Regions from separate parts of the Mus musculus genome. Here all the other regions are linked to region 1. The links are chromatin loops, found by intact Hi-C in ENCODE. Cell type or tissue: heart. All regions are shown on one strand.

The links. Peaks named below come from ENCODE experiments on the same cell type or tissue, not always from the same donor. Only the 100,000 strongest peaks of a DNase experiment are listed, where the experiment ranks them.
Region 2: it touches region 1 in a loop (3-fold over the local background); 4 of 42 quality-filtered maps call a loop at or near these places.
Region 3: a loop joins it to region 1, with 3 times the contacts of the local background. A loop is called at or near these places in 15 of 42 quality-filtered maps.
Region 4: a loop joins it to region 1, with 4 times the contacts of the local background. A loop is called at or near these places in 10 of 42 quality-filtered maps.
Region 5: it touches region 1 in a loop (7-fold over the local background); 33 of 42 quality-filtered maps call a loop at or near these places.

The regions. Positions count from the first base shown.
Region 1 is chr6:51,382,209-51,387,208 of GRCm38, reverse strand. All of the region lies in intron 1 of Gm6559 (predicted gene 6559), which reads right to left. Among named protein-coding and RNA genes, the nearest start is that of Gm6559, 5.0 kb to the right of the region's middle. In heart, a CTCF peak has its summit at 3,052 (motif pointing left); a DNase peak (open chromatin) is centred at 3,058; H3K4me3 peaks cover 432 bases; H3K27ac peaks cover 519 bases.
Region 2 is chr6:52,202,041-52,207,040 of GRCm38, reverse strand. The region is part of intron 1 of Hoxa3 (homeobox A3); the gene reads left to right. It overlaps Hoxa5 (homeobox A5), which reads left to right and starts at 2,454. Exons shown (of 2, transcript NM_010453.5): 1 at 2,454-3,252; 2 at 4,210-5,000. The coding sequence starts at 2,691. The coding sequence ends at 4,460. Hoxa6 (homeobox A6) reads left to right here. Exons shown (of 2, transcript NM_010454.3): 2 at 417-2,183. The coding sequence ends at 676. All of the region lies in intron 1 of Hoxaas3 (Hoxa cluster antisense RNA 3), which reads right to left. In heart, a CTCF peak has its summit at 2,377 (motif pointing right); DNase peaks (open chromatin) are centred at 2,500, 2,970 and 3,420; H3K4me3 peaks cover 3,226 bases; H3K27ac peaks cover 2,132 bases; H3K27me3 peaks cover 4,788 bases.
Region 3 is chr6:52,215,471-52,220,470 of GRCm38, reverse strand. Hoxa7 (homeobox A7) reads left to right here and starts at 1,898. Exons shown (of 2, transcript NM_010455.2): 1 at 1,898-3,441; 2 at 4,441-4,848. The coding sequence starts at 3,066. The coding sequence ends at 4,754. In heart, no CTCF peak of the experiment used is centred here; a DNase peak (open chromatin) is centred at 2,910; H3K4me3 peaks cover 1,748 bases; H3K27me3 peaks cover 5,000 bases.
Region 4 is chr6:51,507,057-51,512,056 of GRCm38, reverse strand. No RefSeq gene overlaps it. Among named protein-coding and RNA genes, the nearest start is that of Snx10, 14 kb to the left of the region's middle. In heart, CTCF peaks have their summits at 997, 1,772 (motif pointing left) and 2,576; DNase peaks (open chromatin) are centred at 956 and 2,596; H3K4me3 peaks cover 922 bases; H3K27ac peaks cover 895 bases.
Region 5 is chr6:51,578,377-51,583,376 of GRCm38, reverse strand. It overlaps Snx10 (sorting nexin 10), which reads right to left. Exons shown (of 7, transcript NM_001127349.1): 4 at 3,427-3,527; 5 at 2,977-3,075. Among named protein-coding and RNA genes, the nearest start is that of Snx10, 57 kb to the right of the region's middle. In heart, a CTCF peak has its summit at 2,852 (motif pointing right); a DNase peak (open chromatin) is centred at 2,866; H3K27ac peaks cover 547 bases.

The sequences.
Region 1 (5,000 bases):
GAGAGAGAAAACATCAGTCCATGGTATGTGACCCAGGGCACATCTGAACTCAGATTGTCAGGTGTGGTGGCAAGTGCTCCAATCTACAGAGCCGGTTTTTGCCAACCCATTTGTTGTTGTTGTTGTTGTTTTTAATTGAGACACAACCTTACTGATCTGGAACTCACTTAAGACTGGGTTGATTGGCCGTCGAGCCCCAGGGATCTGCTTGTGTCTGACCTCCAGCATTGGGGTTTTAGAGTCTGCTGAGCTTGGCTTACTCTTGCTTGCTTGCTTGCTTGCTTGCTTTCATGCAAGTTCTGGGACAGAACTCAGGGTGTTCAAGCTTATATAGCAAGCACTTTACCAACTGAGTTGTCTTCATAAGCTTCTTACGCTTAATCCCATTTTCCAAATGAAGAAATGGAGGCCTAAGTATTTGCACAATGTGTTGCAGGCCAACAATCGGAAACAATGACCAGGTCCTAGTAGGCTGCTTGGTCCTCAGAAGGATTCTTGGAAGGGAAGATTTCACAGCTCTCCCTCTGGGTCTCCAACCTCTTCTCTCTTTGGCCATGAGCTGGGTTTCTATGGAGAAACTTGTTCTTTCCCTAGAGAGCCAGGTGGTCCTCCATGCCTAGAGTTTAGCTGGGAGATGCCTGGAGTGGTTCTCTGTTTTAACACTTCACAGATCTGCTGTGCGTGCTGTGGGTGACCTCCCTAGCACCTTTTACCAGCTGGAACTTTCTTACAGGCTCCAGAAAGGGGCAGCAGGGGAGGTGAGTATTCACCTTAGAGCTAAAAGTAGGGAGGTTATGGCATGATACCACTGATGGACACACTTTCCAGTGAAAGGCTCTATCCTCGGTCAGCACAGCTGACTCTACACATCCAACATGGCTGGGGATCCTTCTGGTCATGTATTAGGGCACTGTAAGCCAGAATGTGGGTGGGAGGATATTCAAGAGAATGACCCCAAAAGCAGTGTCCTCTGGAATACAAGAGAAAACGATTCCCAGGCCCCCCCTCCCACCCACAGAGGAAGAAAGTCCTAAGTCTCCAGCAGCCTTCCGCTGGGAAAAGTCTAAAGCTCTGCCTTTTTTTTTTTTAAAGATTTATTTATTTTATGTATATGAGTACACTGTAGTTGTGAGCCTTCCTGTGATTGTTAGGAATTGAATTTAGGACCTCTGCTCTCTCTGGTCAGCCCTGCTCATTTATTATTATAAATAAGTACACTGAAGCTGTCTTCAGACGCATTCATTACGGATGGTTGTGAGCCATCACGTGGCTGCTGGGATTTGAACTCAGGACCTTTGGAAGAGCAGTTGGTACCCTTACGCACTGAGCTATCTCTCTAGCCCCTGGCTTCCTTTCAAGATGCATGTTTTCAACAGCATTTGCTTTGATCGATTGGATTAGAATCTTAAGTGGAATTTTGAGTGTCTTCAGATAATATTTTGAGTTCTTAGGGCAGGGGTTTTTAGTTTGGGGCACTACTGTATCAGAGATCCTGAATGAGCAGGTTTCCCAGAAGAGCTGGGCCGGAGGAAAAGCCAGCCTGGGCTATGTAGAGAGACCCCTGTCTTAAACAAACAAGCTAATGAAGTAATGTCCCAGCAAGCTTGGACCTACTTGGGTGTAAGGAATGCCATTTCCCTAGGCCCATATGGATATGCTGAAAACTGGGTCTAAATAAACATATATTATCATATGGGGTGGGGCGGCTCAGCAAATAGTACTGACTCTTTTCTGGATTTTTAAGTTTGGAGTTCTAGAGGAGCAGATATGACGGGAAAGGCCAGGATCTCTGTTTCACACAGTGGGTTCTTTAAATGTAAGCTCAGTCCATCACAAGCTTAAATGCTGTCTTCGGTATCTTTCCCACCCCTAGGACTTCCAGAAGGAGACGTTTGACCTCTGCTCAGGACGGGCTTTCTGAGTTCTTCACAGAAGGGGTCCATTCATCCTGTGCACCAGATGGCAGACTTCATCTCTGGAATTCATCTGCTTTCTAGGCTCATGTTGCCAATTCATGAACGTGACTTACAAGGAGGGTTAGAGATAGGCTTAGCGTTGGTTTTGCTTTGTTCTGTTCTGTTCATTTTATTCGAATGTTTTATTGTGATAAAAAATACATAACATGGACTAGAGAGATGGTATAGCCATTAAAAGCTAGGCTCTCAGCCGGGCGTGGTGGCGTACCCCTTTAATCCCAGCACTCGGGAGGCAGAGGCAGGCAAATTTCTGAGTTCGAGGCCAGCCTGGTCTACAGAGTGAGTTCCAGGATAGCCAGGGCTACACAGAGAAACCCTGTCTTGAAAAAAAAAAACAAACAAACAAACAAAACCAAAACCAAACACAAACAAACCCAAAAGCTAGGCTCTCACAACCAACTCTTTAAAATGCAGATACCATAAAATTTATCATTTTAACCATTTTAGTGCACAGTTTAGTGGTGTTAAAGGCACCCCACGTTCAATACCAATAACTCTTTTTATATTTTTTTCCTGATCTTTTTACTAGATATATTCTTTATTTACGTTTCAAATGTTATTCCCATTCCTGGTTTCCCCTCTGAGAACCTGCTATCCCCTCCCCCGTCTCCCTGCTCACCAGCCCACCCCCTCCCGCTTCCTGGCCCTGGCATTCCCTTGTATTGGGGCATAGAACCTTCACAGGACCAACGGCTTCTCCTCCTATTGATGACCGACAAGGCCATCCTCTGCTACATATGCGGCTGGAGCCAACTCTTTTTATCTTATAAAACGAAAACTCAACTTCCTCATCTCAGCCCCTGCAGCTACCAGTGTGAGCTTGGTTTTATATGGTTCCCTGGAAATTACAATATGACATGTCAATACAGTTTTTTTTTTTTTTTTTTTTTAGGGAATACGGGCATAATTTCACTATATTTCTCCACTTAAAAAATTGAGGAAGGAATTTCTTTGTCTCGGACCAAATTAAAGTCCCTCGGGGACAAGCTTGAGAGCGGGTTGGTCGTCTTTAACTGCACGCGGAGCGTCGGAGCAACTTGGCCAAGAACAAAGAGCCCTGTTCACGTAGGCAAAACAGCGACACCTGCTGATCGATCGCAGAATTACTTTTCAGACAGATTGCTGAGGGTTTTTTTTTTTTTTTTTTTTTTCCTGTCTCACTGTGTACTGGCTTCTATTTGGAAAAGCTGTTGTCTAATCATAGACTATGAATGTTATTTGTTCGAGTCAACTCTGGGATTAGGCACACGGTAGCCAGGCAGGTGCTGGTGCTCTCTCAGGTCTGGTTCACAGCAGGTGGGCGGGCATGTGTGAGCTGCTTGTCCTGACCTGGAGCTTCACCAGCTTCTCTGTGACTGCCAGCTTCTCTCCTTCCACTCTGTAGGGAAAATGTCTCTACCGATCCCTGACCCTGTTCACACTAACCCCCTTTCATAATGTCTTAGAAAAAAAGAGAGACTTTCGTTGCAACCTCACTCCTTAAGTGGCCTAGGAAGGAAGAACGTGCGAATCTTTCTCTTTGATTGCCCTGCCTTTAATTAAATTACACCTGCACGTTCTATATATGCACACACACTGTGACTTACATATATGATCCTTAAGGAGAGGCCCAGGATATATTTAAATCCTAATCTTACCTGATATGTCCCTAGCACGTTCCCAGCCTCATGTGTTTTTGTTACTCAAGCTTGCTGACAGAGGGAAACCTCCTGAGCTCCTGCTATGGTGGGTATGAAACACTCCCTCTCCCAAGTGGTTTCCAAGTCGGGTTGGGTTGTGAACTCTGCCACCCTCTTTTCCCTTCCCCAATTGAATCAGAATTTCTGGAGTTAGGACTCAGGAACCTGGATGCGTGATAAGCACCCAGGTGATTCCTCTGCTGCATTGCCAAGGATAACCTTGAACTCTGTGTGTGTGTGTGTGTGTGTGTGTGTGTGTGTGTGTGTGTGTGTGTATGAGAGAGAGAGAGAGAGAGAGAGAGAGAGAGCACAAGCGAGAGAAACAGAGAGAGAGAGGGAGAGAGAGAGAGAGAGAGAGAGAGAGAGCATGCTTACAGCAAGTGGAGGTTGAAGGACAGATGGAAATTGATGCTGGTCCTTACATTCTTCTTGTTCCACAGAGGGTCTCTTTGCTGGCTTCTGTTGGGTGAGCTGGACTGGCTGATTGATTCTTGGCTTCCCCTCCTGCCACAGATGAGTGCTACTGCTCTGAGCTTCAGGTGGCTTCTGGGGTTTGGATTCAATTCCTCCCTGGCAGACACTTTACCCACGGAGCACCCACTTTCCCACCCCCCGACCTTGAACTTCTGCTCCTCCTGCCTCCACTTCCGGAGCGTGGGGATTGGATACCTGCGTGCCTTTTCTCGTGGTGCTGGAATTGCAGACCAAGGCTTTGAGCATGACAAATCACCAGTCTCTTGAATCATAGCTTGAGCTATGCTGAGACTTGGGGTATATGCAAAGACACATACACAAATATGTCCCGGAAACAATTGTATGTTTTGACCGCTGATACTTTGTCTTCTATCTCATCAAAAGACTTTCGGTGCAGCCCGGGCCTAGAGTCTTTGGCAAGAGTCTGCCGTGGCGGCTTCTGCTATGCCTGTCACTGTGCACACATTCCGTGTGCAGCCATAGCTTTCCTTCTTTCTTTCCTGCTTGGCCACTCCATATGTCACCGCTGGTGACATTACATCTAAAACTTTTCAGACGGAGTCACACAGCTACTCCCTGAACAGGAAGTCACTTTCAGATCACCTAAGGCAAAGTGGGGGGTCTCGACCCAGTGCAGGTAAACTGCACAGTGAATTCCAGGCTAACCTGAGTCACATGAGGCTCTGTCTCAAGAAACCCCAGAATATTTTAAAATGAAAGTTTCTGTCTTTGGTGCTTATTAGCTTATAATTGACAGAATATTGGGAGAATGGGTAAAGCAGGTCCGCCACAAGGCTTAGCCATCTGAGTGGATGCTGATTGGATGGATTGTGAACATCAGCTGTTACCTGTCACCTGACTGGAGAGCCTC
Region 2 (5,000 bases), 820 kb before region 1:
TGGATAGCGTCTTTCACAGACACAATGTAAGCATTCAATTTCCATACTGCTCCCAGAATCCCCACTGCACCCACAGACAAATAATTGCTACACTCCCTCGAAACAGTGACTTTGGCCCCTCAAATTAAGAATGGCCATGCTATTTCTTCAAGTCTAATGGTTCTCTTACAAACCACATTTGTCAAAATCAATAACTTCCCACTCAAATCGTTTTTAGGTGAAAAACATCTTGCTTGGTTATGAAATAATTCTTGCCATCCAGCCGGCTTTTTTCTTTCTTTCTTTCTTTCTCTCGGTTGTGATGTGAGAAGCTGGAGTGAAGCAGAGTAATTTCCAGTTTAGAGACTAATGGCTGGGAGGCACACGGGGCTGGGTAGGTTTTGCCTCGCTTATTCGCACCTCATTTCTGCCCACAGGTGCCGTGTATGGGAGTCACGGGCGCAGAGGCCGCCAGACCTACACGCGCTACCAGACACTGGAGCTTGAGAAGGAATTCCACTTCAACCGCTACCTGACTCGGCGGCGCCGCATCGAGATCGCTAACGCGCTTTGCCTCACCGAGCGCCAGATCAAGATCTGGTTCCAGAATCGGCGCATGAAGTGGAAAAAGGAAAATAAACTCATCAACTCCACGCAGGCCAGCGGGGAAGACTCTGAGGCCAAAGCGGGCGAGTAGACTCCAGTGCAGGGACCAGGCCAGCGTTGTAACCTCTATTGGCTTTGCCCCCTGGTGCCCTTGTCTGCTCCCCAAGTTTTATTCCAGCCTGCTTCTCCCGCAGCTTAGGGAAAAGCGTCCAAACCTTTGCAAGCGGCTACGCATTTACTTATTACAGAAAACAAACAAACAAAACCCCACACACCCAACGTCAGCTGTGGGACAGACGCACTGTACACACAAACACACAGGTTTTCTCCCCAAGGCTGCCCAAGCCAGCTTGCGAGGCCCGCGATGCACCCAGAATTGGCCCTGCTGCTGTGTTAGCGCCTCTGCGCTCTGTGAGCCACAGACGCGGGGTTGTGGGGGAAGAAGGAGCCCCAGGCAGTGCCCTGTTTGGTGCCTGGGCTTTTCCGCCTTGGTCCCTCGCCATCAAATTCTAAAGGGCATCGCCAAATCGGCTCTGGCTACTGAAAAGAAAGGGTCTACGAGCTGGGCCCCAGCCCTGTCCCGGCCTCTCAGGATGCCCCTAATCAAGAAGCCTGAGGAACAAAGAGGAACACCCCCCTTCCCCGACAGAACCAAATCTCTCTATCGGCGCGTAACCGTCAGTGGGAGAGTAGCAGCCTCAGCCGAGGCAAGCCAACCTGGGTTTACAGCTTGGGAGCGACTAGGCTCCCGCAGGCTCCCAGCTCCCGATTTCCACTCTCAGCCTCATACAGCTCGGACGCAATCCACCTCGCAGCTTTCAGGACCCAAAGAGGGGGCCCAAGACCATGAGAGCCGCAAGAGTCCTGGCTTCCAAACGTGCCAGGGACGCCTGAGATGCCAGGCCTCTAGTAGAGAGAGTCTGCTCTCTTCTCAGCTACATTTGTGATTTACTTTCGTCTTTCGGAGCCCAGGAAAATAACTACGGTGATACTAGACACAGCCACGAAATGATTCCATTAGTTCCCGCAATTTATTCCCAGTGGTCTAAGCGAGATCCCAATAGCTCTACCCACCGATCCCAGCTTCCAAGCAGCCTCGGAGGCCGTTTGGGTATCAGGGCCCAATCTCTGGGTTCACCAAGAACCCTGCTACCTGGGGCCGGGCTGATCAGAGGAACCGGACCAGGGATGAAGATCTTCCAGGCTGGATAAATAAACAAATCAGATAGCAAACTAATGGCACGAAAAACATATTTGCACGGAGGAAAAAAATGATTCTGGTTATACGAGTGTATGGAATTTGACCTCGCCTCGGAGAAACACTACACAAAAGCTGTCTTTAATAGACGCCTGTGGTTTAAGAGCGGCAGGGGCACTGTCCTTCATGCGTTCACAAAAACAGAGCCGTAATTGTGGCTGCTGCTGTGGGCAGGATTTATTTCTTCAATTGGCTAAATCGTCTTCCCTTCCTCGAAGGTGATATCTGTGTTTTCAAAATTCACAGCTGCCGGCCGGGCTGGCAAACCGACCCCAACCTCTACACAAAAATAAGAGGGGATACAAAGCCGGGGAAATAAAGTTGTTGTAAATAATTCTAAGTCACCACCTCCCCCGAATCCTCTGTATCCTCGCCGGGCGTGCGATCGGCAGCTGACGGCCTCACAATTGGTACATCCTAATGGAACTGCGAGGGAAATGCAATAATTTTGCCATAATGGGCTGTAACCTCAATTCGACCCCGGCCCTTGAAGCCCGAGGTCGGAAGCGAAGCGATGCGCCCAGTCTCCAGCGGGTGGCGCTCGAGTCCGACTGAACGGCGGCAACGGGTGGCGGGGACGCGCCCAGGGCGCGCGCGCCACCCCTCTTGCCTCCACCCAACTCCCCCATTAGTGCACGAGTTTACCTCTAGAGGTCATCAGGCAGGATTTACGACTGGACAACAAAAGCACGTGATTCGAAGTCGTACCCCATATTTGGGTGCCTACGTAGGAGGGAACCGAGTACATGTCCCAGTCATTTCCATAATTCATCATAAATTGTGCAAGGGTGCTATAGACGCACAAACGACCGCGAGCCACAAATCAAGCACACATATCAAAAAACAAATGAGCTCTTATTTTGTAAACTCATTTTGCGGTCGCTATCCAAATGGCCCGGACTACCAGTTGCATAATTATGGAGATCATAGTTCCGTGAGCGAACAATTCAGGGACTCGGCGAGCATGCACTCCGGCAGGTACGGCTACGGCTACAATGGCATGGATCTCAGCGTCGGCCGTTCGGGTTCCGGCCACTTTGGCTCCGGCGAGCGCGCCCGCAGCTACGCGGCTGGGGCCAGTGCGGCGCCCGCCGAGCCCAGGTACAGCCAGCCGGCCACGTCCACGCACTCGCCACCGCCCGACCCGCTGCCCTGCTCAGCGGTGGCCCCCTCGCCCGGCAGCGACAGCCACCACGGCGGGAAAAACTCCCTGGGCAACTCCAGCGGCGCCTCGGCCAACGCCGGCAGCACCCACATCAGCAGCAGAGAGGGGGTTGGCACGGCGTCCGCAGCCGAGGAGGACGCCCCTGCCAGCAGCGAGCAGGCGGGCGCCCAGAGCGAGCCGAGCCCGGCGCCGCCCGCTCAGCCCCAGATCTACCCCTGGATGCGCAAGCTGCACATTAGTCACGGTAAAGCCAGCCGTTTTCTGATCCACGCGTCCGTGGGGGCGCGGGTCTTGGTCACTCTCTGTTCTCTGCAGCCTCTCTCCCGTCTCTCTCCTAGTCTCGCCTCTCTCCAGCCCGCAGAGCCTCTCCCTGCGGCTCCCTTTTCCCTGCCTTTCTCTTTACTTCCTCCCAATTACTGCAGCAGCGATCTGCATTCACAGATACTGGGGAGAGGGGAGGGAGGAAAATGGGGTGGCCGAGTAAGTTTAAATGTTGAAAGAGGAAGAAATTCCGTCTGGAACCCCAGTGCCTCGGAACTCTCTTCAGGGTCAGGCCAGCGGAGTAGGGCATGCAGGGGTAGGGATGGCAGTAAGGGCCGTGAATCGGGCTTGTCAGGGGAGATAATTTATGGGAAGGGCTACGCTGGGGAAACAGCGTTACTAATTAGAGCCCCCTAAAAGGGGCTTGGGGGGAATAAGCCAGGCGAGGGCAGGCGGGATTCTGAAGTTTGAGGGCAAGAGGGAAAGCGAAGGAAAGGGAAGAAAAAGAAATCGGGCGCCCCAAGCGTACACTGGAACAGAAGGCGGCTAGCTCGGCTGGAACTTTAACTGAGGGTGACCTAGAGGCCACTTGGGAACTGAGAAAAAAAAGTAGTGCTTCAGTGCGTTTCTGGGCGGTGGGCAGACTGGGAGGGCAGTGCCCCCACTTAGGACAACTCGTAAAGGGCTAAAGAGCAGACTAGGGGGCGAGGGAAAGCCAAGCTGTCTTTAAACCCAGAGTTCCTGCCTCAGGTGGGTCGGTTGTTCCCAGAGTCCAAATCCGGTTGTTTTTCTCGCCAGAAAGGAAGGGAGAAGGAAATTTGGGGAGGGTGGGTGAGGAAGGAGAACTTGTTGAGCCTTCTCCGCAGCTCAGGACCCTGGCTGAGTTTTGGAACCAGGTGCTGAGGAGTTGGTGGCTAAACCGCTGACTTTTTTGTTACAGACAATATAGGTGGCCCAGAAGGCAAAAGGGCCCGGACGGCCTACACTCGCTACCAGACCCTGGAGCTGGAGAAAGAATTCCACTTCAACCGCTACCTGACCCGCCGAAGAAGGATCGAAATAGCTCATGCCCTTTGCCTCTCCGAGAGACAAATTAAAATCTGGTTCCAAAACAGGAGGATGAAGTGGAAAAAAGATAATAAGCTGAAAAGCATGAGTATGGCCGCGGCAGGGGGGGCTTTCCGCCCCTGAGCATCTGAGCGGCCAAAGTACTGAGCAGTAGTAGCCGGGCAGCTCTCTGTAGTGTCAGTACTAAGGTGACTTTCTGAAACTCCCCTTGTGTTCCTTCTGTGAAGAAGCCCTGTTCTCGTTGCCCTAATTCATCTTTTAATCATGAGCCTGTTTATTGCCATTATAGCGCCTGTATAAGTAGATCTGCTTCTGTTCATCTCTTTGTCCTGAATGGCTTTGTCTTGAAAAAAAAATAGATGTTTTAACTTATTTATATGAAGCAAGCTGTGTTACTTGAAGTAACTAAAACAAAAAAAAAAAAAAAAGAAAAGAGAAAAAAAAACTACACACACAAAAAGCCCCCCCACCTCGTTTAGTGCCAATGTTGTGTGTTGCACTTGAGTTCTTTAATGTGCATGTACGTGGAAGTGTTCCTGTCTCAATAGCTCCAAGCTGTTAAAGATATTTTTATTCAAACTACCTATATTCCTTGTGTAATTAATGCTGTTGTAGAGGTGACTTGATAAGACACAAATTAACTTGTTCAACGTGTAGTGGCTA
Region 3 (5,000 bases), 830 kb before region 1:
GCACCAAGAGATACCTATCCTAATCCTGAGAAATCTATATTTATGTTACTGCTGAGCAGTGGGCACAAATAGAATGCTCCAGTTTTCTAACAATGGAAGTCACTGGTTGGCAGCAGCCGCTTCCCTCCACGGATCACAGAGGCCCTAGGTAGGTGCAGGCCTCCAGGAGCTCAGAGGCCTGGTGAAATGACTAGGCCAGCAGCCTCCCTTGCCCTTGGCCGACTGGCGGCGGGGCAGGCTGCTCTCTGGTCTTCGCTGCTGAGAGGTTTTTCACAGCCTGTCGCTGTCTTCGTCCGGACAAGACCCGGCAAGGAACTGGGCTTATTTATTCGCTTCGGGTAGGAATTGGTGGCCGCGTCCAAGTCAGGCGCCTTTCACTAAGTCGGGGGACATAGTCTCCAAGCCCAATAGCTGAAGCCCACCATCTTCTCAGGGGAGGAGACTAGAAAGGTTCAAAGTCCCCCAAACTCAGCACCACTGGACTCTCTAGAAGGCGCCGTTTTGCTGCAAAGGTCTGCGTTTACATTCTAAACCTAGATTTAAACATTGAGGACTATCTGGCCACAGGAAACGGAGGAAACAAACTCTGGCAGTAGGTTTGAAAGCTAGTTCTGGGACAGCGTTGGGAAATATTTAGATAGCAGATTAAAAACTGGGTCTGGGCTCAATAGTGTGTGAATATTTTCACACATAACAGATACATTTCCATTAAATAAGTAGGGAGCCAACAGTCAGAAAACATATAATTAAATAGGCCTTGCTGAGAGTCTGATTTTGTTCAAAGTCTGCCAAGGGAAAAGAGACACAGAAACGAAGTGAGGGTTTTTGGTGAGTCTTGAATCCCACTCAGAGGGAAGACTTGTGCCCAGAAGTGCCAAGACCTTGAAAACAGCAGAATTTGGGACCTATTTGGCCTTGGCAAACTAGCACAGAGTCTCTTGTGGGAACCACTTAGTCCTTTCAGGCCAAATTCAGATGACCTTCCTAGGTGTGTTAGTGTCGTGTTTTTCCTGTTCAACCCAACTCCGAACTCTGGTTGTCAGGTCTCCTTCTAAAGAGAAGTTCCACTTTAGACACGTGCCTTTGGACTGCTCCAGTCTCCTGAGTCTAGACAGACCGCCTGGGCCTGCCTGGCCTTTCACTGTGCGCCCTTCTGTGTCACCCCAGGAACAATTTATTGGTCTAAAGCAGTCTAATTTCGCCTCTTTGATCTCCTAGCCTTCTTTTGGTTTGCTTCATCTTCTTTTAGCTATTTTAGAATTTTATTTCTCTCTTAGAAGACACTGTTATTTCGATTTCTACCCCCTCCCTGTTTCACCTCTTCTGTTTCCCATCCTGGTCCACCATAAAGTGGATCCCGGATATTGCCGCCTTAGGGTCCTTATGCTCCAGGGGAGATAGCCCAGCTCCCACCTGCCCTCCTCCCCACCAAAACCTGAGCCCTTTACTAGGTAGGAGCTGGGGTTCGTTCCAGCGGGATTTGAACATCCCTCTGTCTTTTGTGCTTCCAAGACCCCCCTGAGAGGATGCGGTAAACGGGGGTGGGGTAGGTGGAGGCAGCCTGGACCCACTGAAAGTGATAAGAAAGTGCTTTGTACACCAGGAACCAAACTCTATAATTTAGAGGAGAATTTCCGGGGCAATTCCATTGTGAAGTCGGGTTTATGATGTGCAATCGAGCTGAGCAGTAAAAGGTCGCCAGTCTTCCAGCATGGCCTGAGCAGTTTATGAGGCGTTTAGGGGAAGGGTTCACCCAAATATCCTCCAGAGAGCGTTGGGCAGCAGAGCCTTCACCCGACCTATCATTGCAGGGGGAGGGGGTCTGAAGCCCAGCAAGGTAAGCCCCCAGGGTGGGCTACTATTTGGGAGAGAACGAGGCTGTGCTTAGCAAGCACACAGTGCTTAGAAAGGTGAAGCCGCGGGATCTGGGTGGCCCCTAGAAAGGGCTCCCTTATTCGCTTTTATTGTCTCCTAAAGAACTGGGGTTCCACAATGAGCTACAGCACCCAGGTCCTGAGATTACCTCTCCTGTCTCTAATCCAGCTCTAAAACTGTTACCGGCCCACAGGGTGGAAGGCTTGCTTGCCTGAGAGCCGCCAGGAGTGTATGACGGATGTGTTTTAAAATTTGTGGAGCCGAGTTTCTCCCAAACTGAATGAGGATACCCCAGTTTTTTGTCATCTAGGGGGTAACTAGGGGTTGTGGCAAGGACAAAGCGGGTGTTGAGCTATCTCTGGAGTTGCTGCCAGCCAGCCAGGTGCCCAGGAGCAAATGCAGAGAAACTGCCAGGGCCGCAGTGTCCGGGAGGAGAAAAGGAATCCCATGTTAGTATATCTGTTGGCAAATGAGGCTCATTAATAGATAAATATTTCACTGCTTCCTTTAGGGCAGATAAACAGTGCGCCGCCGATTAAAGAAAGGAAGCTGAGAGACGTTGACTTTATTCGAACCACATGGTTCCAGTTTGTGGCAGCGGTCTCTCCGCTCGGCTAGAGGAGACACCGCGCCTGCGGTGTTGGCGCTGGAGCATCAAATCAGGTCTTAAAGGTTTCCCTGCTTATAGAGAGAGGTGGGCAAAGAGTGGATTTCCCTCTCTAGACCATCTTTGGGCGGACAGGTTACAGAGACCCTGGGTCTTGGACCCTCAGAGAGGGCCCGAACAGGGGGAATCCACACAGTGGATCTGGGGTTCAGGAATAGGTATGAGGTTGTCGGGGGAGGGGGCGAGATCCCTGCCTCCAGGCTTCGGCGGCTGGGACGGGGCTCTGGCGGAGCCTAGGGGTCTGATTGCGTCGGGCGCCCTGGCAGCCCGGTGCAGGCAGGCCGCGTCTGTGAGCCTCTTCCCCTTCCATTCTAGGAGGCAGGCGGCCCGTGGCGCGGGACCACCTGTGAGGGCTGCTGAGATTGGCGGAGGCGGTCATGTGGGCGGTCACGTGCCGCGGCGAGCTCCGTCCAAAAGAAAATGGGGTTTGGTGTAAATCTGGGGGTGTAATGTTATCATATATCACGCTACCTCGTAAAACCGACACTGAAAGCTGCCGGACAACAAATCACAGGTCAAAATTATGAGTTCTTCGTATTATGTGAACGCGCTTTTTAGCAAATATACGGCGGGGGCTTCTCTCTTCCAAAATGCCGAGCCGACTTCTTGCTCCTTTGCACCCAACTCGCAGAGAAGCGGCTACGGGCCGGGCGCCGGCGCCTTCGCCTCCACTGTGCCGGGCTTATACAATGTCAACAGCCCCCTCTATCAGAGCCCCTTCGCGTCCGGCTATGGCCTGGGAGCCGACGCCTACAACCTGCCCTGCGCCTCCTACGACCAAAACATCCCCGGGCTCTGCAGTGACCTCGCCAAAGGCGCCTGCGACAAGGCGGACGAGGGCGTGCTTCACGGCCCGGCCGAAGCCAGTTTCCGCATCTACCCCTGGATGCGCAGTTCAGGTAGGCTCAGTGGTCGGCGGGGTCGGCGAGCGGGAGGAGCGGAGGGGCGGGAGCAGGGCGCGGGGGGCTGAGAGAGCCCAGCCCGGCGGCTTCCAGCCGGCGGCCCCGCAAGTCCCCGTGGCGCTGCCTTTCTGGTTTTAATTAGAGCTGAGGCGCCATAGCGTGGAGAGACCCGTAGCATTGTATGTAAATGAGGCTCATAAAACTTTTTATGGCCCAATTAATGGGTTCGATCCTCGTAAATTTATTTAACTCCATTTGCCTTGGAATTTTTACAATAAGTTTCTCCGCTATTCTCATTCTCATATTCTCTCTCTTTCTCCCCCCCCTCTCCCCCTTCTTCCCTTCCCTCTCTTTTTCTCTCCCTCAGTCTTTCTTTCTATCCCCCTCTTTTCTGTCCTCTATCTCTTTCTTGACTCCAGCTCTCTCTCCCCTCCTTCCCTTCTTTCGGCCTGGCTTTCTTTCTCAAAGGCAAGGAGAATTGAGACCTCCGGGATCCCTCACTCATCACTGTACCAGAGGCCATTTCCAGAACGGGGCTGAAGCCAATGGGACAGAGGGTGGGAAAGTCACAGGAAGGTCTTGTGGATGGGGCTGCTGATGAGGGTCGCCCACTAGCAAGGCTGGGGAGCAGCCAGGCTCGCCTTTGAATGGCAAAAGCGCAGAGTCCCCCACTTGCCACACTCTATATTGACAATTTCCCTTTGTCAGGGGGAAGCAGGACATTGTGGAAACGTAGCCGGCTGGAAAGGCCAGTTGTAAAGTTGGAATTCTGCCCTAAGGCTTCTCACAGATGTTCTTGCTTGTCTGGCCCTGGGGCCTTCCGCTCACAATTTCCCTCCCCCAGCTCAATTGAGGGTGATGAGGGTTGCACCTGGATTTGGGCAAGGTGGAAGGTGCAGGTTCTTGGGCTGCTGGCCTGACTAAAGCACTCTTCTGTCCACATCCTAGTCTGCTTGTCTGTTTTGTCTATCTATATGTCCAAATTTCTGTTCCTAGGACCCGACAGGAAGCGGGGACGCCAGACCTACACGCGCTACCAGACGCTGGAACTGGAGAAGGAATTCCATTTCAACCGCTACCTGACGCGGCGCCGCCGCATCGAGATCGCTCACGCGCTCTGCCTCACTGAGCGCCAGATCAAGATCTGGTTCCAGAATCGGCGCATGAAGTGGAAGAAAGAGCATAAAGATGAGAGCCAGGCTCCCACTGCAGCCCCGGAAGACGCGGTGCCCTCCGTTTCCACAGCTGCTGACAAGGCGGACGAGGAGGAAGAGGAGGAAGAGGAGGAAGAAGAGGAGGAAGAGGAGTAAAGGGCCAGGCACAGGACCCTGGCTGCACAGGACAGTTGGAAAAGCGTCTTTAAGAGACTCATTGATTTTAGTTACAAAAATGGGGGGAAATAAAGTGTAAAAAAAAAAAAGAAAGAAAGAAAGAAAAAAGAAAGAGAAAAAAGAAAGGGAAAGAAAAAAAGAGGGAATCAGTTCCTACCCTCATTCCATTCAATCACCCACTTTAGCTCCCAGGGAAATTAGGTCACCTTGGGGACCCTCTCTGCC
Region 4 (5,000 bases), 120 kb before region 1:
AACTTCAGTTCAATTCCAGGACCTATATGGTAGATAACAATCAACTGTAACTTCAGTTCAGGGCATCTGGTCCACTCTTCTGGCTCACATGGGCACTGGATGCATAGGTGCACAGACTAACATGCAGGCAAAACACCTATATACACATAAACAATAAAATTAATCTTAAAAAATTAAATATGCTATTGGTACATAATGCACATGCATGACAGGTATTGCCACACATACACACACCATACATATATTCAAAGAATGACACGTATTACCACACACACCATACATACATACATCCAAAGAATTGTTATGTATACTCTGGGCCTTGATTTTTCTTTTTTTGTGTGTGTGTTCTATTGTAGCATTCTTTTCACAGAGTTGATGATTACCAGGCCTTGGGTTCACTAGGTAAGCATTGTGCTACTGAGCTGCACCTCAGCCAGAGCTTGAATTTTCTAAGTAGCTTATGTTACTGTCACCCTATATGCTGTCCTTTCTATCCAGCCTCTCTGGTTCACCACCCATCTGAGTCACCACCCATCCACTCTGGTTCCCTATCCAGATTCTTTAGTCCTCTGCTTCACTTGACCATAAGAGAGGGAGTCACAGCCGGGCGTGGTGGCGCACGCCTTTAATCCTAGCATTTGGGAGGTAGAGGCAGGCGGATTTCTGAGTTCGAGGCCAGCCTGGTCTACAGAGTGAGTTCCAGGACATCCAGGGCTACACAGAGAAACTCTGTCTCGAAAAACCTAAAAAAACAAAAATCAAAGAGAGGGAGTTACCCTCTGGTCCCCCACCCCACCCCCAGGCTGCCCCTGCTGTGTCAGTGTCTGGACAAGGCCCAAGAAATCTTGCTAAGGAATCATGGGGTTTCCAACAATAGTCTTGATCCTTATCTCTAAGTTACCCATTGTTTCAGCTTTGTCACTTCTTGCCTCCCTAAAAATAGACTTTTTGTTAAAGCCCAAAAGCCCATTCCAAGACCACAGGTGTTCAGGCCCTGGTGGACCAGACAATGAAGTGTCCCAACACAGTCCTTCCAGAGAGGGTTGAGAAGGCTGGGCAGTGCTCAGCCAGGGCAAATTATATTACAAGAGCCCCACTCTACACTCAGATAGAGGTTCTTCCCTGGCATATCCACAGCATCCTGGTGAGTCAGCAAGCTGGCCCAGCGGTTAAAGGTACTTGCCACCAAACCAGATGACCTGCATTCAACCCTTTGAACTCTCTTAGTAGAAGAAGAGAACCAATTTCCAGGATGTACACCATGGAGTGCATGCACACATGCACATACATACACAATTAATTAATTATGTTTTGTTGTTAGTGGTTTTTCCTTTGGTTTTCTGAGACAGGGTTTGAGAGAGAGAGAGAGAGAGAGAGAGAGAGAGAGAGAAAGGAGAAGAAGGAGGAGGAGGAGGACGAGGAGGGAGAGAGGGAGAGGAGAGAGGGTGGAAGGAGTAAAGAAAGTTTTGGTGGTGGTGGATTGAGGAGGGTTTTGGGATGGTTGGTTGGTTGGGTTGGTTGGTTGTTTTCTACCAAACACAATTTTCTGGCAACTGTATGCCTTTCTGTTTGTTTTGTTTTGTTTTTAAGACAGGGTCTTTGTAGATCAGGCTGTCCTGGAACTCACAGAGATCCACTAGCCTCTGCCTCCTGAAAGCTATTAATTAATTAAATGTCTGGAATAGCTTGGCTCCTGCCAGTGTTGGGACGTTTAAGACCTGACGGCTCTCAGAATGATTTCAGCAAGGGTGGAACAGCGCCCTCTTCTGGAAGAATGTCCTGAGACATCCCCTTTGGCTCAGAGTTACAAGGGCTGAAAAGTTCAAGCTAAGGAATAAGAAGAGTTCGAGCTAGAACAATCCACTGAAGCTGGAGTTTGAAAGAGCAGAATATGGTCCAGGCTGCTTCCCTCAAGGGACAGAGCCATGGGAATCCAGCGGCAGGTCCCCTTAAAGCTAAATGTCTTAGGGTTACAATCACTCTGATGAAACATCACAAGCAAAGCAGCTTGGGGAGGAAAGAGTGTGTCTTAGGCTTCCACAACGCTGCTCGCGATCAAAGGAAGTCAAGAAGCAACCCGGAGGTAGGAGATGGTGCAGAGGCCGTGGAAGAGTGCTATTTACTGATTTGCTCCCCATGGCTTGCTCAGCCTGCTTTCTTATAGGACACAGGACCACCAGTCCACCCTACCCAGAATGGGCTGAGCCTTGTCCATCAATCACTAATTAAGAAAATGCCCTACAGGCTTTCCTACAACCTGGTGTTATAGAGGCATGTTCTCAGTTGAGCCTCCCTCCTCTCAGACGCCATCAGCCTGTGACGGAGTTGACGTAAGACGGTCCAGCTCACTAAGGTTCTTTTCCAGGCCACCAGGAAGCAGCTTCAGAGGTAAGCTTAAATCTGACCAGTTGATCCTTTTTCCACTTTCTAATTTTTTTCTCCTCGGAGTTTAAGCTCTCTAACAAGGACCCGAAAGAATTAAAATTTATCCAGAAAGGCCCATGCTGGCGTCATGTAGCCCCATGCTGGAGTCGAGAAGAATCTCATGCAATGGAGCAATGGAGCACGCCAGAGGTGGCGCTGTCCCCCAGAGGAACCGCTTACCCCCGCTGGTAACTTACCTCACAGCTGAGCATGCGCACTCCCTGCGCTCCTTTTATCTTTAGAAATCACGCTGCAAGCGTTGTAGAAAGAAGCTGAGGGCTCTTGTCTCCTCAGTAAATATAAACCATCTTTTTGTACTAATTCTCATATCCAGTTTTTCAATAAAGCAACAAAGACTCGAATCTGCTTAGGAAGAAAATGGTATCCCGAGGGAGTGCCCAGACTCCTTCAGACTCCACAGTCCCTTCCGTGGATGCAAAACACAGCTCTCATCAACGGGAATAACAGTGAGTTTATGCTGAAAGCAGTGATGAGTGGCCATGGCTTGAGAATAGTCAGATGTCCACAAATGTCAAACATATCCGACATGGTAGCAGTTTCATAGGTTTTTGCAGAACAAAGCAGCCATAAAGTAATGTGCTCCTCGAAATTGGTGAGAACATTAGGCAAGCAGATGATAAAAAGATGTCTCTCCCATAGCTCTGAGTACAGGAAAGGGGATTCCTACCACAGTTCTGAGTACAGGAAAGGGGGTCCCTCCCATAGCTCTGAGTATAGGAAAGAAAGTCTCTCCCATAGCTCTGAGTATAGGGAAGGGGGTCTCTCCCATAGTTTTGAGATGCTATCTGTGGCTATTCTTGGTTTGTGATTGATGAAAAGTAGCAATCTAATACACCACAGCACATTTCAAGTGACACATAGGTCGCACACAGATGAGGGCAATACATAGCTATGAAGGGGGATCAAAGATTGCTCAGGATAATCTGTCTCTGATCTGCAACATTCAAAGTCTCTGGAGAATCAGCATAGGTGTGGCTCCGCCACAACCCCCATTCTGGGATATTCAGTATAGCTAGGAGGTAGAGAGAGTGAAGCTGTATTTAACTTAAGCGCTGGGACTAGCCCCCACACTCAGTGCTAGCCACAGTGAACCACTAAGGCAGGATAACATTTAAGGGTATTTGCCTGGAAATGTAGCTCAGTTGGTGGAGTGCTCGCCTCACGTGCAGGATGTCAGGGTTTTGTCCCCTGCACTATATAAATTGGGTGTGGTGGCGGGCACATGCCTTTAATCTCAGCACTCAGAGGCAGGCTGATTTCTGTGAGTTTGAGCTTAGCCTGGGGTACATAGTGAGTTCTAAAGGCTGTACAGTGAGACTGGTTTCAAAAATAAAAATAAAAATAAATAGAAAATATCTCACTGAATCACCTAAAGAGATCTAACAGTCCCTGTTGCTCTGGGTATGGAGTAGGATCTAGACTCTGCTGTTTTATATGCCTTCTGGGTAATTGCAGTAGACGACCAGACAGGAGAACCATCAATTTAGCCAGCTGTGGGGCTTATGTCTATAATCCTGAGGCAGGGCAAAAAGACAGGAAATTAAGGGAACCGAGGAGGGGAGAAAGGAGTCTGGTTGAAAGCTCTCAGCAACCAAGACCAAACAACACAGCACAGTTGTCAGCTCCCAGCTGACCACCCAAAATGGATGTGACACCTCTTTCTGTGTGAAAATATTTTCAAATAAACCATGGCTTTCAGGTTAGCCATGAACCCTGCTCAGGGCCAGAGCCTGTATGACCTTGAAGAAGACCGCACTGCTTTCTCACTTCACCACTCCCACAAAACAAACAAAAGAAAACAAAACAAAAACTAACTCACAAGATGGCTGCTAAACCCCTTAGGTCTTCTAGCCTAGGGCTTTACCTCCTGGTCATTAACACCATCCCTGCCAATCAGAAACACACAAAGGCTTCCTGCAGGAATTCTTCCATGCGTCCTTGGCCTGAGTAGAGGGATCTCAGGAAGGGCTTTTCTAGCAGGAGGCAGGGTGGAAGCTGTATCTCAGGCTTGCACCTGGAAGCCACTAATAATCCTGACACTGGAGAGCCCCAGGCAGGATCCAGCTGATGGGAGGTAGAGGTAAGAGAGCTGTCTTTGTTTGTTTGTTTGTTTGTTTGTTTTCGAGACAGGGTTTCTCTGTATAGCCTTGGCTGTCCTGGAACTCACTCTGTAGACCAGGCTGGCCTCTAACTCAGAAATCTTCCTGCCTCTGCCTCCCAAGTGCTGGGATTAGAGGTGTGCACCACTACTGCCTGGCAAGAGAGCTGTCTTGATTTTGAGGCTATCCTGGGCTACAGAATGAGAGCCAACCTTAAGTAAGTCAGTCAGTAAATAAATATATAGGTCTATGCTAAGCCAGTAGGGTGCTTTTCATGCACCCTGAGTTTGATTCCCCAGCACCTGAGTTAAAAAACCAAACCAGAGAGGGTAGAATGCCCCTGGAGTGCCAGATGCAGAGAGATGGAAAAGATGGATGATCCATGACTCCTCAGTCAGCAGCCTAGCCTAGCAAGTTCCAGGCTAAAGAGAAACCCTGTGTCAGAAACAAAACAAG
Region 5 (5,000 bases), 200 kb before region 1:
CATGCACCTGTACCTGTTTCTATTTCTATTTTTTCACTTTTAAACTAGATCTCTTCAGTTTATCTTTGTGTATGATGGAAATAAATGCTCACATGCCATACATAGTTGAGAGGACCATAAGAAACCTGCTCCATGATTTGATCCTAAGATGACAATCGATATCTAATTTTTTTAAGACTTGCTTATTTTTACTTCATGTGTAAGAGTGTTTGTCCTATATGTATGTGCGTGTACCATGTGCCTGCCAGGTGCCCAAGGAGGCTGGGCATGGCCTGAGTCCCTTGGAACTAGAGTTTCAGAGGGATGGGAGCTGCCACATTGGAGCTGGGAACTGAACCTGGGTCCTCTGGAAGAGCAGTGCATGCGATTACCTACTGAGCCTCCCTTCCAGCTCCCAGAGCAAATTTTAATTAATTCAGACACAGCACCAAGAGCTCCCAAACGGAAGTGGACACGTCTAGGGATGAATAACGTGCCTGTGCCTACATCCCTGGCACGGGGCTGTTGGGTGAAAGGTCAGCGCGTCCTTTTCAGAGTCCTTTCCAGGTCGTTAACTGTCTGAACAACACAACTCCCAGCAAGGAGAGCAATGCTCTGGCTATACCACTCCGTTCCACAGACAACCAAAGGAATTAAGGGACTCAAAAAAGAGTCTGGGTTCCATGGCTTGGAAAACATCAAGAGCCAGGGCTGATGGGAGACCCAAGTTCCTTGAGCTCTCGAAGCAGGATGTTCTCCTCTGTGACATGTGACAAAGCCACATTCAAACAATACCCAGTACAGAAACACCTCTGCAGCAGCTCAGTCCCCACGGGAGCAGATACTGGCACAGTGCTGTCAAAGTTCAGTGCTTAAAAGCACTGCAGGGAGCAAACCCTGGAAGCCGGGCACGGTGGTGCACACCTGTAATCCCAGTCTGGGCAGGCAATCAGGACCAGACTCCGGTACACAGGTTTGAGGCCAGTCTAGATGACATGACACTTTAAAAAGGCCAGCCACGGAGGAGTGATCAGTGGCCTGCATTTCCCTAGTGACATAAACACAGACACCTGCTGTCCCTGAACCTGCAATAGCCCAACAGCGCCCACCCACTACTCCCCTACCCCCAGCCCCAGGGCTAGCCTGGCCTATGGGATTCCCCCATCCTGCTCGGGCCACAAGGCCACACTGTGGCTCCCATAGAGCAGCTTCCAGAATAGAGGCTGCTCTGCAAACGTGAGCTCCATCTCAAGGGAGAGCCATTCGCCACTGGGCACCTTAGAGACGACAGTTAACAGAGTTCTCCCTAGGAGCGGGAGAGATGGCTCGAGGGTTAAGAGCACTGGCTGATCCCCCCAGAGGACCTGGGTTCAATTCCCAGCACCCACATGGCAGCTCACAACTGCCTATAACTCCAGTTTCAGGGGATCTGACACCCACACACAGCCATGCATGCAGGCAAAACATGAATGTCCATGAAATAAAAATAATTATATTTTTAAAATAATATATTATTAAAACATATAAATATATATTATTTATATATAAATATATAATAATAATAATATAAACCCAGTTGTCCCTAAGGGAGAAATGATGAAAGTCTGGACCAGCGCTTTGTTCTGTCACACCTGTGACATGACAAAGGACCCTGCTGTGATGTTTTCAGAGGCCTCAGCTCATCTAACAGCTCCTCTGGGCTTTTCACAGGGGTCACTCCAGTGTCAGTCCTCCCTGTCCGCAGTTCATCAGCTCCCAGCTTTCTGCGTGTCCTAGGGACCTCCTGGAAGGAAAGGCACCGTGCCAATCTAATAGAAACAGATATTAATATTCATGTGCACACTTAGTACCCAGGCCCTTTATAAGCGAGCCACGTGGGAAAAGCAGCGTGCTACTTCAGAGCAGCTCGGGGTCCTACTTAGTGAACTCAAAAGGAGGTAATTTCAGATCCCAAAGCCACCAGAAGAACGGACAGTTGGGGCCTTGCCTCTAACTTGTACTCGCCTGTCTCCTTGTCTACAAGATGGAAAAGCAAGCTCACAGCTGTTTCAGCCCTGAGTACTAAAATAATAATAACTGCCAACACTCAGAAATCAGGTTGTCAGACACTATGTAAGTGCTCTGCAGCTCTCAGCCCGCTTACCTGTCTCGGCCCTTATGGGGGAAGGGCCATCATTGTCCCTGTTTTATAGATGGGACAACATAGGCCCAGAGAAAGGAAAAGGCTTGCCTGACTCCCAGCTACTTAAGTGGCAGACCCAGGATTTGAACCCCAGCAGCCCAGCTTCAGCATCTGTGTGCAAATCCGTGAGTGTCAGGCCTCTAGGGAGGGGGTGAGACAACGGGAAGTTCTGGTGGCCTGGACTCCAGGCAGCTCCCGGGGAAGGGTGGAAGCGTGCCCCATCGCAGAAACCAGAGTCAACCTACTGAGACCACTCAGACGACACACGCACTTGACAAACGGCCCTCTGCAAGGACGAACTGAGCCATGCAGTCAGAGAAGGGTCGTCCAGGCTGTTCTAACTGCTGTATCTGAAGCTAGTTTTAAAGAAGTGTTTCCTGTAAACACAAGGCACGCTTATCTCCTGGGAGACTTTTGTCAGCCAGACTCCTGCGTAACTTGCCATCTGCTTTACCTTGGTTGCTGTTTGCCTGGGTTAGTTATTGTTTTGGGATATTTATTTGTTTTATTTGTTTGACAAGGAATGGCCTAGAACTTACTGCAACGCCTAGGCTGGCCTCAAACTCACAGAAATCCTCCTGCCTCAGATGTGTATGCTGGCGCTGTATCTACTGTGCTCTTAAGAGACCATGTGTTTATTCTGATTCAGACATGCATTATTTGCAAGCGCTGTTCACATCTGTACCATTCGATGCCAGCCACAAGATGGCGCTCTAACACAGGCTATAAATGTCGGTGGCCAGCAATCAGAGCTATCATCTCCCACACAGACCCGCTCTGTCCACATCCCTTGCCTGGTGCAGGCCCTTACTTACTTTCTGAGGAAATCTTCCAAGCCCTGGCGGCGTTGGTCGACATGCTGGCGATTGTTCATGTTGAAAAACAGGTTTTTAGACGGAAGTTCTGGTAATTGTCTGATAAGAAAGAGAAAAGTCGATCACCAATCACAGTGACTTAGCTACAGACATTGCTCAACATGAAGGCATGCGTGCTGTGCACGGTAATAATCATCACACAGCTATCACCTAATTATTGTCGTGTGATATTAATTTAAAGGAGAATCTGTCTTTAAACACTTCTGGGGGCCATTCGTGATTAATATCCATAAAGGCTGGTAAAGCTAAGAGATGGATATTAAATTCAGATGCAGAAGGCACAAAGGAAGCACGCCTGTGCCCTGTTCTTACCTCACGCATCTTAACGCTATCAACTTTCAGCAGAACTAGACTCATGGCTCCCGGTAATTTAAACTTTAAGTCACTTACACCAGCAACGCGTTGCTTTGGAGTCTTTGCCTCAGCCACACGAACTCTCTATACCTTCTTCGTACACAAGATGTTTTCATTGTAAAACACATGCTATTTGTCTGTATAGAAACAGAAAAAACATGAGCCTCACCTAAGGGGAAAAAGCACTTTCTTAATATATATATATTATATCTCATGATGTTACCCTCACTACTCTAAGTAGTGTGCAAGCCATGAGACATGTGTGCATTTATGTGTGCACTGCAAAATCTTTCATGTAGCTTATCAGTCTCAGTCCCAGAAGAAGCCATGACGACAGGAATGAGCAGTGTTAGCCCTGGGTGGGCATGGCCCTCCCCTGACCAGACTCCTGAAGGAGGGAGGCCTGTGCTCTCCTAACGACAAGCATTGTTTCCAAGGATGGATCACTAAGGAAAACTCCAGTGGGCATGTTTGCCCACCCTGTCATCTCAGACTCAGGCAGGAGGCAGGAGGACTGAGTTCAAATCCAGCCTGGATTACACAGTGAGATCCCATCGTGAGAAACACACACGAGCCCTAAAATGCACAATGCTCCAGCGCATCCACTGCATTTTTAACCCCACGTCCAGGCGTCCGTGGATCAGCACTGACTTCCTGCAGCTCTTCACAAAGCATCCCAGACATCTGCAAATGTCAGCCCTGGTTCTCCTCCAGGAAATGACATCAGCTCTGAGTGGGGCAAACAGGGTGGACATGAAAAGGACCAGAGAGCACCTGACAGGTATAGCTGACAACACTGTCACCAGCTAGCGTCTGTTTCCCCGTAGCAGCCCTGAGACAAACTTGGGAAACAAACAAGCCTAAGTCCCCAGCCTAGGCTAAGCCACGATGCCTCTCCTCTGGGTAAACCCCGAATGAGCAGGCGGTCCCTCTGGGTACCACAAAGCTGACAAACAGCTGGGTCTGCTAGATTCAAAACACAAGCCATCTCGGCTGAGTGTGGTGGCTCGCATCTATAACCCAAGGACTTGAAGAAGCTGAGGCAGGAGCATTGCCTGCCACCTGTTTGGGCGACAGGGTGAATTCCAGGCAGTCTGAGCTATAGAGTAAGATCCTGTGTAAAGCCTCAACCATTCCTACAAAACAAACAAACAAACAAAAATACCCTCTATTTTATATATTCACTTTAAAAGAAGATCCACTTATAATCATTACATTGCTAAATGAGAAATTAGCTTTTGCTACTAAGATCTTCATTATTTCAAAACCTACCCTGCCAGTGAAGTTCTGCCATTTTCTTGGAAATCTAAATGACTGTGTACATTTTGTTCATGAGCTGTCCCCATGAAACATAGGGCAAAGTTCCTGGATGCAGGGAGGTCAAGAGTCTCAGCTGCAAAGGCCACAGTACTACACTTACTCTGCCACAGAAGCAAAACCTACCGGAGAGGCCTAACTTCAAAGCCCAGAACTGCCTGACTAATGCACTCCTTAGAGACCGAGGAGGCAGAAGGCCCTAACAAGGTCCACCCTCTGAGTATCCTCTCCTCCGAGAGAACCAGGCCACCGCAGGGACTTCTTTCATCGCCAGTGTAAGCTGGACCCATTTA